Regions from separate parts of the Homo sapiens genome. Here region 2 is linked to region 1. Evidence: read pairs that join two places in POLR2A ChIA-PET (ENCODE). Cell type or tissue: Panc1. All regions are shown on one strand. Links, peaks and the distances in the headings refer to the core of each region. The heading gives the core; the rest is flanking DNA. Region 1 holds the start of CD52 (CD52 molecule). Region 2 holds the start of SLC30A2 (solute carrier family 30 member 2).

Region 1 (8,321 bases), core at 276-8,275:
GTAGTGGGGTAGGGGCTCTCTGAGCCTGGGATGTCCAGGGTGGTGGCATCTCTAGTACCATCATTCCCAAACACCCAGGGATGGATGAAGCAAACGCAACTGCAGGGTTGGTGAGGCTGCCAGGTTCTGGGCCTTGTCCCTGCAATGTGCTTCTAAGGGGAAGGGCCCTCAGCATTGGAATTTAGGTGGGGAAGCTGGGGGCTGCTCCCTGGTGCCAATTTCCCTGCTGATGGGGACATGGGAAACTCCCTGGTGCTGCTGCACAGCTGGCTCTTGGGGCGTAGGGATGTCCAGTAACCACAAGCAGGACCCCACTGCAAGTACAAGGGTAACTTTATTGACCCCCAGCTGGGCACTGCTTGGCCCCTACATCATTACCCCCCTATTTTGGCTGTTGCCCCCATGGCACTGCCTGTCAACTTCTACAACCTGGTGATGTCTGGCATCAACCCCTCCCAAAGATGGAGGGGATTCTCTTGCGAGTGATGGTGGCAGCTGTTTCAGGGGGCACAGGGCTAAGGCTGAGACGTGTCACCTCAACTGAAGCAGAAGAGGTGGATTATGGCATTGGCCACGAAGAAAAGGAAAATGCCTCCGCTTATGTTGCTGGATGCTGAGGGGCTGCTGGTTTGGCTGGTGTCGTTTTGTCCTGAGAGTCCAGTTTGTATCTGTAGGAGGAGAAGTGGGATAAGATCAGGGGACTTTTTTTTTTTTTTTTAGAGGTGGAGTCTCACTCTGTCACCCAGGCTGGACTGCAGTGATGCGATCTCGGCTCACTGCATCCTCCACCTCCCGGGTTCAAGTGATTCTCCTGCCTCAGCCTCCTGAGTAGCTGGGACTATAGGCACGTGCCACCACGCCCGGCTAATTTTTCTATTTTTAGTAGAGACGGGGTTTCACCATGTTGGTCAGGCTGGTCTCGAACTCCTGACCTGGTGATCCACCCGCCTCGGCCTCCCAAAGTACTGGGATTACAGGTGTGAGCCATCGTACCCAGCCCTCAGGGGACTTTTGAATAGCGTGTTTGTTATTTAAAGATGCAGTCCCCTTTCTACCCTCCCCGCCCTCCATCCGCCCACCTCCATAAAACAGTCCTCAGTTCTGCCCCATGTGACCACTACTTCTTCCACAAGGTCCTGTCAGGATGTTTGACTGCTTCCTGCTTTGACACAGGCAGGGACAGAGGTGATCACTGCCCCTGTCCACCCCCTTTCACAGAAACTTTCTGTTTTTTTGAGATAGAGTTTCGCTCTTTTGCCCAGGCTGGAGTGAAGTGGCATGATCTCGGGTCACTGCAACCTCCACCCCTCAACCTCCCGAGTAGCTGGGATTATAGGCAGCCGCTATCACGCCCAGCTAATTTTTTTTTTTTTTCCGAGACAGAGTCTTGCTCTGTCGCCCGCCCAGGCTGGAGTGCAGTGGCGTGATCTCGGCTCACTGCAAGCTTCACCCCCAGGTTCACGCCATTCTCCTGCCTCAGCCTCCCGAGTAGCTGGGACTACAGGCGCCCGCCACCACGCCACGCCCGGCTAATTTCTTTTTGTATTTATGGTAGAGACGAGGTTTCAATGTGTTAGCCAGGATGGTCTCGATCTCCTGACCTCATGATCCACCCGCCTCAGCCTCCCAAAGTGCTGGGATTACAGACGCGAGCCAGCGCGCCCGGCTCGCCCAGCTAATTTTTGTATTTTTAGTAGAGACGGGATTTTGTCATGTTGGCCAGGCTGGTCTTGAACTCCTGACCTCAGGTGATCCGCCTGCCTCGGCCTCCCAAAGTGCTGGGATTATAGGCGTGAGCCACCGTGCCCGGTCACAGAACCTTTCTTTTCACCTTTCCCCAGCGACCAGCCCTTCTGGCATAGAGGGAGACAGGGGAGCCCTGGCCCTTGACCTTCCTAGCCTGGCAAAGGGCTTAGCTTCCCTGAGCCTCAGTTTCATCTTCTGAGTGGGGAGAAGTTCATCACAGTTGTGAAGGTCACATGAGCCAGGGCTGAGTGAGAAAGCACTTGGCAAAGCGTGGGTGGCTGGATGTGGGGTGGGGAAGTGGCCAGATGGTGATCGAGCTGTCCTTAATGCTTGATGGAGCTGCAACTAGAACTGTTCTTGATGGAGATTAAGCTGGTTTTGATGGTGATCAAGCTGTTCTTGATCAAGAACTTGATGGCTCCGGTCTGCTGTACTGACTCCCCTCTGGGCACCTGGGATGCTACCAAAGCTGCCTCCTGGAATAGCAGTCGCTTTTGAGACTCCAGTTGTTTCTGAAATGGGAGAGTCCTGTCTTCTTTGCATTCCTGAACATCCAGGCTTCTCTCTGGCAGGGGAGTGGGGGTTAGAGTGTCCCCTGTCACCTCCATAACCACAGCAGGCTCCACTTGGACATCTCCTGGCCTCTCCCCAAAGGACCATCTCCCCAGACTCCCTGTGGGCCGATGCCTTCCTCACTCAGGGTTGTCTTCCCAAGTCTCTTAGTTCTCTATTATTCCACAACACCCCTTGGGTGCCCCAACGCGCCTAGCACCCTGTAAGTGCTCCCCAGCTGTGGATACAGGTTTCTCTCAGGGCAGCCCGCAAGCAGTGCAGCCCCAGCCAGAAGAGCTGGAAGGCTGGGCGGCCAGGCCCGCTGTGTCCCCAGTTTTCCTGTTGGAGTCCATCTGCTGTGCTCTCAGGAGAGAAGGCTGGGTCTCTGGGAGCTCACATCCTGTATGCCCTCCCTCCATGCCAAGCAACTTTGGGGAGTCCTGGCAGTGGTGCCAGGCGTTGCTCTTACCTGTACCATAACCAGGAGGCTGATGGTGAGTAGGAGGAAGAGGAAGCGCTTCATTTTGGTAGGATCTTCGTGGCTGTCTTGGTAGCAGCTTTTTAGGTGATCTCAGGGCTGTCTGGAGGCTTCTTTTGGTTTAGCTGCTTTTGAACCAGGAGGCAGAGGAGGCGGGGTGAGGTAGGGAGAGGAAGGAGGGCTTACAAGGTGGAGGAGGGGTGTGGCTTCCTTTCTGCAGATCTGGGGGTGGATAATACCAGGCTCTAGGTTCTAAGGCCCTGGCTGGGGGAGCAGGCTAGATCGTACAAGATAGGAGAGAGGTCAATCCAGAGGCAACGGTGGGAGTAAGTAGGGCCCAAGGCCTGGAATCATGCATCCTGCAGGCTGAATCCTGGTTTAATCACTGACCAGCTCTGAGACCCTGGGCCAGAAACTCTACCTCTCTGACCCTTTAACAAAAGAACTGCCGGATTACATGTAATAATAACCAATTTAAAAAGAGCCAGAACATAGCAGATATTCCGTAAATGAGTTTGTTGTTTAAAGAAGATTGGGGCAGGGTATAGGAGCTGAAGGAGAAGGGCTGGGATAGATTTATGTTTCAAGGGAAGGTTGTAGATGGGCTGCAGGTTCTGAATGAAAGCTTGGGAAATGTTTAGATTGTGGAAGGGTTGGTGGATTTCTGTGAAGGTGCTGGAGGTGAGGAATCGGGAAGCCTGGTTTCAGTTGGGCTTTCCCTCTCTAGGCCTCAGTTCCTCATTTCAAGGAACTGGGAAGACTGAAATAGATTATTTCTGAAGTTTGTTAAAACCTAGTGTTTTGTTTTGTTGTTGTTGGTTTTTTTGTTTTTTTTTTTAAACAGAGTTTTGCTCTGTGCACTGGCATGATCTCGGCTTACTGCAACCTCCACCTCCTGGGTTCAAGCAATTATCCTGCCTTGGCCTCCCGCATAGCTGGGACTACAGGTGTGTGCCACCATGCCTGGCTAATTTTTTGTATTTTTTTTTTTTTTTTAGCGGAGACTGGGTTTCACCATGTTGGCTAGGCTAGTCTCGAATGCCTGATCTCAAGTGATCCGCCTGCCTCGGCCTCCCAAAGTGCTGGGATTACAGGCATGAGCCACCGCGCCCAGCCAAGACCTAGAATTTTGTGATTTTGGTAGAGAAAGTAGCAAGCAGATGGGTTGTTTGTATTAGCTGAGGATGAATGGGAGGGGAGCGAGGGAAGGGACAAGTGGGTGACTAAGCTACAGTGGAAGGGGACTGGGGTGAGAGAGTGGCTGTGAGGGCCCAGGGAGGGGTGGGGGGATGAGAGGAATCCCACAGCTGCCTGGATAGTGCTCCATGCTTTATGCATTCCCTCACTTGATACCCTCTGTGGTGCCCTGCAGCAGGTGTTATGTTTATCCCCATTTGACTGGTGAAAAAACTGAGGCTTAGATGTTAAGTGACTTGCTAAGGTCGTAAATGGTGGAGCCAGTCTCATTTGACCTTGAATCCAGGTCTGTCTGAAGCCACAGCCATGTATGTAACCTCTGGGGCTGCCCTAGAATTCATCCATTAAGTCTTGATTCCCTGCCACTCCCTCCCCCTCCCCTACACAAACTCCCCCCAGGCCCCAGGAGTTGGTCACCACAACCCCAGCTCTGGCCCACTCTCCCTTCACACTCTCCCTTCCTTAGTCTACTTTAGGCCTCATTTACATGCTAGGTAGTAAAGGGAAAACTCCCCTCACTTCTCTTCTATTGTTTTGGGCCTTGTGTTGCAAGCCCAGGGGAGATCTGGCTGAGGCTGAGTCCAAAGAAAAAAACAGAGGCTGGGCATAGGGGCTACGCCTGTAATCCTAGCAGTTTGGGAGGCTGAGGCGGGCAGATAACTTGAGCACAGGAGTTTGAGACCACCCGGGCAACATAGGAAGGCCCCATCTCTCAAAAAAAAAAAAAAAAAAAAAAAAAATTAGCCGGGCATAGTGGCACAAACCTATAGTCTCAGCTACTTGGGGGCTGACGCAGGAGGATTGCTTGCACCTGGGAGGCCCAGGCTGCAATGAGCCATGATTGTGGCACTGCACTCCAGCCAGGGTGACAGAGCAAGACCCTGTCTCAAAAAAAAAAAAAAAAAGGCCAGGAAACAGTGGCTCACGCCTGTAATCCCAGCATTTTGGGAGGCCGAGGTGGGTGGATCACCTGAGGTCAGGAGTTCTAGACCAGCCTGGCCAACATGGTGAAACCCTGTCTCTACTGAAAATACAGAAATTAGCCAGGTGTGCTGGCACATGCCTGTAATCCCAGCTACTCGGGAGGCTGAGGCAGGAGAATCACTTGAACCCGGGAGAAGGAGGTTGCAGTGAGCCGAGATCGTGCCATTGCACTCCAGCCTGAGCGACAAGAGAAAAACTCCATTTCAAAAAAAGAGAAGAGAAGAAAAGAAGAACTGAGAGTCAAAGCTGATGAGAGAAAGCCAGGAAGTGGAGAGGGAGGGGCGGGGAGGGAGAGAAGAGGGAGGAGTCCCCAGCCATCCATCACCCTCTTTCCCCATCCCTGCCCTTTCACCCAGAGGTCTCTCCTCACCCTTGACTCAAGTTCTCAGCTGTCTTTGGTGTGCCTGTGGGGGTGAGTGATTCTGGGGTTCATGAGAGTCAGGGAGGTGTCCTGTGCCAGAAGGGCACCAGCCCAGAAGACAGGATACCCGTGTTGAAGTCTGAGATTACTCTGCTGAAAATGAGCTCCATCACACTGTGCAATCTTCTCCCCTCTTACAAAGAGGCAGCCAGACAGGACGAGCCTGGGGCCAGCCGTGTTATAGTTTCCCATGCTGGAGATGCATGCGAGGATACTAAATGCCAGACTCTTATTTGTAAACATTTTCTTGCAAACCTCAGAAGCTTCATTTTCACCTCCTGACACCCTGAGGAGTATCTTCTACAGTCCATGTATTTCCTCTGCAAGGAAAGCCCTTCTCCAATTATTTTACCTGGCAAACTCTTTTTTTTTCCCCTCGAGTCAGGTTCTTGCCGTTGTCACCCAGGCTGGAGTACAAGTGGTGCAATCATAGCTCACTGTAACCTCGAACTCCTGGGCTCAAGCAATCCTCCCGCCTCATCCTCCTAAGTACCTGGGACTACAGGTGCATGCCACCATGCCCAGCTAATTTTTGGGGTGGTGGAGGGTGGAGTTTTGCTATGTTGCCCAGACTGCAAACTCTTCTTTATTCTTCAAGATTTAGCTTAGAAGCCCCTTCCCCAGGGAAACTTTCCACTTTCCCTAGGAAACTCAAAGTTCCTAAATGTTCGAAGGGCCCTTTCTGTTGACCTCTGTTCTAAAGATTGTGTCTACCAAGAATATGGTCTGTCCCTTGTGGGTTGGGACTAGATTTTGTCACTTCTCTTACTCAGCGAAGCACAGAACATGGCACAGTGTAGGTGTCAGGGACTGCCGGAAGAATGAGTGCGTGTATTCATCTAGATCTATTCCCACCTCCGAGCCTAGTAGTCCTGCATTTATTCATCCAGTAAATATTTACTATGGGGCAACAGTAAAGTCAGTACTGAAAAGTTACCAATGCAGAAAAGAAATAAGGGACTGAGAGAAGCAAGCCCTTTATATGGAGCTGCTTTCCTCCTAAAAGTATGCCACTTGCAGAGGGGACAGCTGAGAAACTGAGCTGAGCTTTCTCATCTTCACATACTTACAAATGTATGGGAGAAAAACTATAGTTCTAGATTCTCTAAGAAAGGGGAGCCCTGACAAACTCCCCCCACCTAGGCTTTGGGTTGGACCACGGGGAGTGAGAGTAAACAGGAAACAACAGCCCAACCCTCAAAGAAATTGAAGACAACATGACCAAAAAGCAGAAACAGATAATAGAAAGTTATACAAAAGATCCAGATAATGGAATAATCAATCAAATTTTCAAATAACTATGCTTACTTAAAGACATTTTCCTCTTCTGCCCTCTGAGCAGCAGGACAAGATTGAGAACTAGAAATTATAGTAAAGAACCGGCCGGGCGCGGTGGCTAACACCTGTAATCCCAGAACTTTGAGAGGCCGAGGCGAGTCGATCACAAGGTCAGGAGATCGAGACCATCCTGGCTAACAAAGTGAAACCCCATCTCTACTAAAAATACAAAAACTTAGCCAGGCATGGTGGCGGGCACCTGTAGTCCCAGCTACTCGGGAGGCTGAGGTAGGAGAATGGCATGAACCTGGAAGGCAGAGCTTGTGGTGAGCCGAGATCGTGCCACTGCACTCCAGCCTGGGCGATGGAGCAAGACTAAGTCTCAAAAAAAAAAAAAAAAGAAAAAAAATTATAGTAAAGAACCAAATGGAAATTCTAGAACTGAGAAATATGGTAATAAAAATTAGGAACTCAGTGGATAGGTTTAACATCAGATTGGGCACAACTGAAGAGAAAATTAGTGAAGTGAAGTAAAGATCGTAAGAAAGTATTATTAGAGCAGAATGTGTTTATTGGGTGCCTGCTGTGTACCAGGTACTGAACTAGGCACTGGGAATACAACAGTGACATAAAGACATGGTCCCTGCTATTATGGAGCTGATATTTGAGTGGGGGAAGACTAATAAAAAACAATGGTAATTTCAGATGTTCACAAATGGCATCAGGAAATCAAGGGGGTAATGTGAGAAGAAGAAGAAGTGAAATGTGGGGAGGATATATTCTAGGTCAGTGGTCAGGAAAGACCACTCAGAGGAAATGTGTGTGCTGAGACCTGCAGAACAAGAGAAGACCAGGCATGCAAAGCACCTTAGATCACAATTCCATCCCAGTTCCACAGTGTCTTTTGATGACTGTCCCTGGGGCCTAGCACAGTCTCACATAGGCCAGGTTCTCCAAATGTCCTTGGTCAATGATAGAATGGAATACAGCAGGGAGGGAGGAAGGAGAAGAGAGTTATAGCACACGTCACAGTGTGATCCGCCTTGAATTTTTCATCCTCACTGAGACAGGGCTGGGATTCAGTAGCATCATACAGCATCCAAGGTGAATCTTCATCCACCCATTCATTCACCTATCCACGCACCCACCTATCCATTCAGTCTTTTGCTCATTCACTCTTTTTTTTTTTTTTTTTTTTTTTTTGAGACAGAGTTTTGCTCTTGTTGCCCAGTCTGGAGTGCAATGGCGGGATCTCAGTTCACTGCAACCTCCACCTCCTAGGTTCAAGCGATTCTCCTGCCTCAGCATCCTGAGTAGCTGGGATTACAGGTGCATGCCAACACGCCCAGCTAATTTTTTGTATTTTTAGTAGAGACAGGGTTTCTCCATGTTGGCCAGGCTGGTCTCAAACTCCTAACCTCAGGTGATCTGCCCACCTCGGCCTCCCAAAGTGCTGGGATTACAGTCGTGAGCCACTGTGTCCAGCCTCATTCACTCTTTTAATTAATTTATTGACACCTACTGTGTGTCAGGCAAGGTGAATGAGTGAGGGTCCTTTCCCCTGAGGAATTTATAGTCCAGCAGGGAGACCCATACGAAAATCACAAAACTGAAGAAGAAATGCTATAATGGGCCAGGCGTGGTGGTTCATGCCTGTAATCCCAG
Region 2 (8,321 bases), core at 1-8,000, 270 kb after region 1:
GGCGGCCGCGGGGCGCAGCGGCTGACCCGAGACACGGGAGCGCTTGGCACGCGGAGCCAGAGCCGGAGCTGCAGCCGCAGCGGGAGCCGGGGGAGCTCAGGGGCCGCAGGAGCCGGGCCGGAGTGAGCGCACCTCGCGGGGCCCTCGGGGCAGGTGGGTGAGCGCCACCCGGAGTCCCGCGCGCAACTTTCAGGGCGCACTCGGCGGGGCGGCTGCGCGGCTGCCGGGACTCGGCGCGGGACTGCATGGAGGCCAAGGAGAAGCAGCATCTGTTGGACGCCAGGCCGGCAATCCGGTAAGGCGAGAGCCTGGGGACGGGCGGGAATTTTGGCGGCAGCCGACGCACCTCCGCATTTGCCATCCTAGCAGTGGTTGGTTTTGGCTGCGGCTTGAGCTGGGACCATGCAGGAGGGGTGGGGTGAGGTGAGGGAACGAAGATAATGGGCTGTGGCCCAAGGACCGTCTCTCCCTTGGGGCGCAGCCCAGATTCTGACCCCTGCCCGCGGGGGGCCTGGGGCCGGGGGATTGGCGGTTCCCATGCCTGGAGTCCCGCCCCGCCCAGCACTTTGCCCCAGGCAGCCCCGCCCCGGGGAGGCCCTGTGTCCCAAGTGCGCTGGAGGGGGCCTGCTGTTCTCCCAGAGCCTGCGCTCTGTTCCTTCCCCGCGCTCCACTGGACAGCACGCCCCTTGGCCGGTTCCCAGGGTCTTCACCTCCTCTGGCCTCTGAAGGGCCCCGGGCCCCAGGACTCCCATTCCCCTATCATCCCCGTCTGAATACAGGCTTCTCACCTCTGGTTTGTCGAGCTCGGAGCGTCCTTAGCTATTTTTCCCAGTGGACACAAGGCCTCACAGAGAAATGGGACTAGAGTCGGCCCTCCTTACCTCATCTCAGAGCTGAGCGTTCCCTCTCTTCCCCTCTGGCCAGGTCATACACGGGATCTCTGTGGCAGGAAGGGGCTGGCTGGATTCCTCTGCCCCGACCTGGCCTGGACTTGCAGGCCATTGAGCTGGCTGCCCAGAGCAACCATCACTGCCATGCTCAGAAGGGTCCTGACAGTCACTGTGACCCCAAGAAGGGGAAGGCCCAGCGCCAGCTGTATGTAGCCTCTGCCATCTGCCTGTTGTTCATGATCGGAGAAGTCGTTGGTAAGCACTTTTGGGCTAATTAAATGAAGTTGGTGCATGGATAGACTGGATGTTCCCAGCAATACTGACACTAAAAGCCCCAATTACTGAACACACACTACAGTAAGCCTTTATATACACATTATCTGATGCAGGTCTAACAACAACCTGTGTTCTCACATGGGTGACGTTATTCTCCTTACTTTACAGATGATGAAACTGAGGCATGTTCAGGTGAAGTAACTTGCCAAAGATCACGCACAACTCGTAGCTAAGGGAAGGCCTGAATTCCTAGAAGGGAAGAGCATTTACTGAGTATCTGCTATGTTTTCCAGTCCCTATTTGAACTTGATGTGCACATTCACCCTCTAAGTAGATATTGGTGGCCCATTTCACAGAGAGTGGAAGTTGAGGCTCAGAGAGAGTAGGTCACTTGTCACGGTGGTACAGCTCATGGGTAGAGAGATCTTGAGCCCAGAATGTCCTCTTCCAGAGCCTGTGGTCTCCCTGCTGCACACACAGTCTTGGGAGCCAGCTCTCTGGGGGAGCTGATAAGGACCCTCCACCCTGCAGGTGGGTACCTGGCACACAGCTTGGCTGTCATGACTGACGCAGCACACCTGCTCACTGACTTTGCCAGCATGCTCATCAGCCTCTTCTCCCTCTGGATGTCCTCCCGGCCAGCCACCAAGACCATGAACTTTGGCTGGCAGAGAGCTGGTGAGGATCGCGGTTTGGCTGGAGATGGGGTTGAGAGAGAGGGTGGGTTAGAACAGGGGTTCTTAGGTGGCTGTAATGGGTGGATCCCCCCTTCCTCCCCTGAGTGAGGCCAGGAGGGTGATCTGGATGGGGGAAGAGGATGTCAACCATGGCCTCTGTCCTCTGGGAAATCCTAGTCTGATGGGGGAGCCCTGGTCCCAGTCATCCAGGAGCTCTCAGTCTGCAGGGAAGCAAAGTTGACCTTCCTAAGAAGTGCAGTAGCCAAGCTTCAAGAACAAATGACAATGGCATTAACACTGCACATAACTCTGTGGATCAGCTCTGGGGGGAGGGGAAGGCCAGCAAAGGCTGCTGGAAGATATAGGCTTTAACCTCTCTTCCGTTCACCCTGGACTGCATCGTCACCTTCCTCTTTGTGGGAGATGGCCCAGCCTGTCTTCCCCAGAAGCCTCAGTTTACTAGCTGAACAAAAGGCACATACTTTAATAAGTCAGCTTCTTTACATGTACAACCAAAAAGGTGGACTCAGATGATGACTTATTAGTTCCTTCTAGCTCTTACATTCCTAGATATATGAGGGGTGGGGTAAGGGGCAGCCATACCGGCCATACCTTCAGCAGAGCCCAGTGGGACCCAGGCCCTGACTTTGTGTGGGAGGTGGGTGGGGAGGATCCTGAAGGAAGGGGGAAGACTCCTTAGCTCCAGGCCCATGCCAAGGTGGGTGTTGGGGTTGGGTTCTTCCTCAGAGATCTTGGGAGCCCTGGTCTCTGTACTGTCCATCTGGGTCGTGACGGGGGTACTGGTGTACCTGGCTGTGGAGCGGCTGATCTCTGGGGACTATGAAATTGACGGGGGGACCATGCTGATCACGTCGGGCTGCGCTGTGGCTGTGAACATCATGTGAGTGGGGCCCCAGTTTCCCTCGTCTCCCCTCCTCCTCCCGCCTCTCACACCCACACCTATGTCTGCTTTGCGGAAAGAGACTGTGCCACTTTCCAGCATACGCTACAGGGACAGAACTTCCCTAATGGTCTGAGCTCTGGCACCTGGAACACCTGGGTCCTACCTTAGGCCTAGGCCAAGAACACTGGGAGCTGTAAATCGGAGTCTTCATCCACTCTACCCACTCCCTGATACATGTCAGGGACTAGCCTTGGTGGCTTCATACCTGAAGTGGGGCGGGAAGAGGCCAGTTGTTGCAGGAGTAGCTGTCCCTAGGGGCAGAACCCAAGTCTGAAATTGGTCTCAGTTAGAGACAATGGGTGTCTCTTTCGGGGTCTTTGTTCAGAGGCCTCAGTTTCCCCATCTGTGACATGATGGAGTGAACTGACAGTGACCTCCCTAATGCCCTCCTGCTCTGAGATTTGACACTGTGGCATTGTTGTGCCCAGGCTCAGCCTGGCATTGGCGCTGGGCCCTATCTCTCATGGCTGTCTGAACCAAGGCCACGTGGGTTGGACTTCTCACATGGCCAAAGAGATCACAAGGTTTAGGGGCTTGAGATTTTTGCCCTACAAGTTGGCTAGTCCTAATAGGTGACCTCCATCTGCGACCTCAGTGAGCCCTTGGCTTTGTCTCCACTTCCATAGAATGGGGTTGACCCTTCACCAGTCTGGCCATGGGCACAGCCACGGCACCACCAACCAGCAGGAGGAGAACCCCAGCGTCCGAGCTGCCTTCATCCATGTGATCGGCGACTTTATGCAGAGCATGGGTGTCCTAGTGGCAGCCTATATTTTATACTTCAAGGTCAGAGCTGGGACACAGGGTGGTGGGGGTGGCAGGGGAGTGTAGACCACCTGAGTATACTCTCTACCGGGGTTTCTTTTCAGATTCTAGCTCCCTCCCAGTTCTAGGGAAAAGGGTGGGGAGAGGAAAGGAACATTTATCCAATACCTACCAAGTGTCAGCACTTCTGATCCTCACAACAACCTGAAGGGTAGGTGGTAGTGTTTTCTGTAGCTCAGAAAGGTTCAGTGACTTGCACAGTGTCACACAGCCGGTAAAGCATAGAGCCAGATTCAAGCCTACGACTGTGTGTTGTCAAACCCTGGGCAATGCCCATCACATAGAGGCAGGGAGCTGTAGTGGAAAGAGGCAGGCATTTGCTCTGAAGCTTGGCTCTCCTCCTTGCTAGCCATGTGACATTGGATGAGTTTGCTTGCTCTAATGGAGCCTCAATTTCCCCATCTGTCAAATGGGGACGGATGGCGGATCAGATGGTATCTAAGATGCCTTTTTGCTCTGTCCATGTCTCAGCTCCTTGAGAAGGAGGGGTGGGAAGGGACTGCCTTATTCTGAACTGTGGTCTGTCCTTTCTGCTCTTGCAGATGTGAAATAAAGAGCAGAAAACTGGGAGGCAGGGCCAGGGCGAGGCTCATGCCCACCCAGCAGAGAGAGCACCTCTCCCCAGCAGTGCTGGGTGGGAGGGGAGAAGGGAAGCTGAGGTGTTAGATGGTGAACTCCAGGTCTGCCTTCCTGTCTTCCTGCAGCCAGAATACAAGTATGTAGACCCCATCTGCACCTTCGTCTTCTCCATCCTGGTCCTGGGGACAACCTTGACCATCCTGAGAGATGTGATCCTGGTGTTGATGGAAGGTAACCTGGGCTTTGTGGCTCCCTTTTTGCTCTTGGCTCTCAAGCGCTAATCAGCTCAAATAGGGTATGTGTGTGTCTGGGGCATCCTAGCACATGGGCGGGGAGCCAGGATCCGGAGCCCCGGCATAGGCTGGAAAACCTCCTGGGGCCCCTGGGCTGATCTTGACATAGAGCCTGGGCTTTCAGGTGTGGCAGTTCCTGGAACCGTCCCCCAGCCCGAGTCTTCCCTTCCCCCTACCCCTAAGGGTGCCTCCTCTGCCTAGTCAGGTGGCTTCTGGGGGACATCTGTAGCATCTGGAGCTCTCCAGCCCTCCCCTATACACTTCCCCAGGCTCTGGCTGCCTTCTCTCAGGAAGAGAGAGGGGGTGAGGATTATGCTTCTCATTGCACAGAGGGGCAGACTGAGGCTCAGAGAAGGACAGTCAGCCTTGGACAAAGCTACTGAATCCACTGCAGCGCAGGCCTTTCCTACATCTCAGGGACCAAACAATGCCACACCCTGTGGGGACATGGCTGTGCTTTGTGGGGTTGGAGAACGGTCAGTGGTGGAGAATGATCTGGTCTGCCCTGAATTACCTTTTTTTTTTCTTTTTTCTTTTTTTTGAAACAGGGTCTTGCTCTGTCATCCAAGCTAGAGTGCAGTGGTGCCACCAAGGCTCACCGCAGCCTTGACCTCCTAGGCTCAAGTAATCCTCCTGCCTCAGCCTCCCAAGTAGCTGGGACCACAGGCGCATGCCACCATGTCTGGCTAACTTTTAAATGTTTGTAGAGATGGGGGGGGGGTCTCACTATGTTGCCCTGGCTGGTCTCGAACTTTTGGGCTCAAGCAATCATCTCACTTCGGCCTCTCAAAGTGCTGGAGTTACAGATGTGAGCCACCACACCTGGCCCTGCACCTTGGCTTTCTTATGCTCTAGGCCTGGGGTCTTGGGCCAGGGTCATAGGCCTCTGCGTGGTCAGGGTCAGTCTGGAATGGAGTAGGATGCTGGCCTGGGCTTAGCAGTATTTGGCTGCAGGTCAGAGCTTTTTCTCCAAGAATATGCTAACCCAGATGAAAGCGATAATGATGAAGATGATGATCGTGCCCTGGGTGGGTCCAAGGATTCTCAGGATCTGTTCTTTCCTTCTTTCCATTCAAAAATATATTTATTGGCCAGGTGCGGTGGCTCACACCTGTAATCCCAGCACTGTGGGAGGCCGAGGCAGGCAGATTACCTGAGGTCAGGAGTTCAAGACCAGCCTGGCTAACACAGTGAAACCCTGTCTCTACCAAAAATACAAAAATTAGCCGGGCGTGGTGGCATGCGCCTGTAGTCCCAGCTACTCAGGAGGCTGAGGCAGGATAATTGCTTGAACCAGGGAGGCAGAGGTTGCAGTGAGCCAAGATCACGCCACTGCACTCCAGCCTGGGTGACAGAGCAAGATTCCGTCTCAAAAAAAACCAAAAAATATATTTATTGAGCACCTACTATGGAGTAGGTGCTGTTTTAGGCACCAAGGATACTGTGGTAATCAAAGGAGACTGTCCTGCCCTCATGGAGTGTCCATTTTAGAGGGAGAAACTGACAATAAGTACATTCATAAATAATTTCAGTGTTAAGAGTGGAGAGGAAATACAACAGAGTGATAGGGCAGAGACCTTGGGAGGTGAAGGCAGCCTCAGACCTGCAGGCCAAAGAGGTCTTCTTTGAGGGGATGACACCTGAGGATCAGGAGCCAGCCCTGCACCAATGGGCAGGCGTGGGAGGGGTAGTTTCCTTTAGTTTCCCCTGTCCTTGCCGTCCTCAGGGACCCCCAAGGGCGTTGACTTCACAGCTGTTCGTGATCTGCTGCTGTCGGTGGAGGGGGTAGAAGCCCTGCACAGCCTGCATATCTGGGCACTGACGGTGGCCCAGCCTGTTCTGTCTGTCCACATCGCCATTGGTGAGTGCTTGGGACACTCAGGGTGGGGTGGGAGACAGGCAGCCAAAGGCCTAGTGCCATCCCCAACGGGTCCAGGTGACCCCAGATGCTCACAGTGCCCATGCATCAAGCCCAGCCTCATGCTGAGTACTTGATACGCATTATTCCATCTGATCAGCACAATCTCATTTATCCATGAAGAAACTGAGGCTGGGGTTGGGTGGTAAAGTTACTTGCCCAGGCTTTTACAGCTAGTATATGGCAGTAGGTGGCAGATTCCTGGCCTTAAGGCCAGTGCTTTACCAGCTCTTTCAGGCATGAGCCAGGTCTGGGCTGGGAGGCTACCTGGCAGAGGAATGGAATCTGGGGGCTTCTCCATGTTCATGGTCCCCCATCCTGTTCTGCTGGGGATGGGGTATGAGATTTGGGCTCCTGATGGTTCCAAAGGGCCAGAGTAAATGGCTTCCCCCGCTGTGTCCTCTCGGCCCCCAGCTCAGAATACAGACGCCCAGGCTGTGCTGAAGACAGCCAGCAGCCGCCTCCAAGGGAAGTTCCACTTCCACACCGTGACCATCCAGATCGAGGACTACTCGGAGGACATGAAGGACTGTCAGGCATGCCAGGGCCCCTCAGACTGACTGCTCAGCCAGGCACCAACTGGGGCATGAACAGGACCTGCAGGTGGCTGGACTGAGTGTCCCCCAGGCCCAGCCAGGACTTTGCCTACCCCAGCTGTGTTGTAAACCAGGTCCCCCTCCTGACCTCTGCCCCACTCCAGGAATGGAGCTCTTCCCAGCCTCCCATCTGACTACAGCCAGGGTGGGGACTCAGCGGGTATAAAGCTAGTGTGACCCTGCTCTTCCAGCTCCTGGGCCAGCTCTGGAAGGGCTGTATTTGGGCCTAATCCTCAGCAAATGTTCTACCACTCGCAGGGGCAAAGGTGGTGAGCCACGGGACGTCCAAGGGGAGGCTGGCCCCAGCGCGCCCATACTGCCTGCCTCATGCCCCATTCTCAGCCTGGCTGGCCTTTGCCTTTATGAATCTGAGCCCCTCCATCTGCCTATAGCAATAGGCACGGGGGTGAGGACCCTCACACTCTCATTTGAGCCTCCCTGAGGCAGGGAGCCAGGAGGCACCTGAGGCCTATCTGTGCCTTAGTCACTTCAGCTATGAGCCAAATGTTCCCTTTCCTGGAGGGGAGAGGCTTCTTACTAGGTAAGAGACAGGTTTCCTCTTTCCTTATTTCCTCAGCTGTGCCAACACAAAAAACAACTTTGGCACAGGTGGTGGGCAGGGGGTAGAGAGATTTCAGCTTGGGTTCTGCACTAACAGCCTCCAAGCCCCCTGGCACTTCTGTTGCCCTGAGAGTGTCCCAGGGGATTCAGAGTCTCCAGAAAGATATGGCTGGGCCAACTCTGTTGCCTACCTGGCCTGACCCAGTCGGAGCCTGACATGGTGGAGGGAAAGGGAGACAAGTGGGGCTGCACTCGGTCCAGAGGCCAGCTAGGAGGGAAACCGCAGCTTCCTGGGGCTTGTGTGTGAAGATTCCTGACTTAGGGGTGGCTTTTGTTTACAAGATGCAAGAGGGGAAACCTGTCCCCGACTCATCGAGACAACATGCCCAGTTATCAGGGAGTCCTGTGTCACAAGGTCTGTCTCTGCCATTGTAAGCAAGTGCCTTGGGCGAGCTGGCCTCTGCCCCACAGTCTCATCTGTACACCGACAGGGTTGATGCCTCCCTCACAGGGTTGAGAACAAGAGCCAGTTGGCCAAGTACCTGTGGTTGTTGAAGATTGGTTACTTTTACCATCCTGGGGACAGGGAACTCTGTGGCCCGAGGCTGCCTCACTGAGGAGTCAGGTGGGCTTCCCAGCCTCCCCAGGGGCAGTGCTGAGTTTGTCTTGACTGTTCTGGCCCAAGGTGGGAGGAGGTGGGTTTGGTCACTTGCCTCCCACTTTAAATCTCTGTCTTTCCATC

Evidence for each region. ChIA-PET counts read pairs that join two places held together with the same protein. Peaks named below come from ENCODE experiments on the same cell type or tissue, not always from the same donor. Only the 100,000 strongest peaks of a DNase experiment are listed, where the experiment ranks them.
Region 2: POLR2A ChIA-PET joins it to region 1 with 11 read pairs; 5 of 35 experiments call an interaction of 5 or more read pairs at or near these places.

The regions. Positions count from the first base shown.
Region 1 is chr1:26,312,518-26,320,838 of GRCh38, reverse strand. It overlaps CD52 (CD52 molecule), which reads right to left and starts at 2,881. Exons shown (of 2, transcript NM_001803.3): 1 at 2,768-2,881; 2 at 316-668. The coding sequence starts at 2,821. The coding sequence ends at 537. It also overlaps a transcript of UBXN11 not described here. RefSeq lists enhancers at 1,875-1,974, 1,116-2,101, 2,475-2,624, 2,755-2,824 and a silencer at 2,899-3,091. In Panc1, for the core only: no CTCF peak of the experiment used is centred there; no DNase peak of the experiment used is centred there.
Region 2 is chr1:26,037,821-26,046,141 of GRCh38, reverse strand. It overlaps SLC30A2 (solute carrier family 30 member 2), which reads left to right and starts at 24. Exons shown (of 8, transcript NM_001004434.3): 1 at 24-295; 2 at 925-1,145; 3 at 1,698-1,844; 4 at 2,591-2,744; 5 at 3,434-3,593; 6 at 4,337-4,442; 7 at 6,231-6,365; 8 at 6,837-8,321. The coding sequence starts at 246. The coding sequence ends at 6,982. RefSeq lists an enhancer at 425-993. In Panc1, for the core only: no CTCF peak of the experiment used is centred there; no DNase peak of the experiment used is centred there.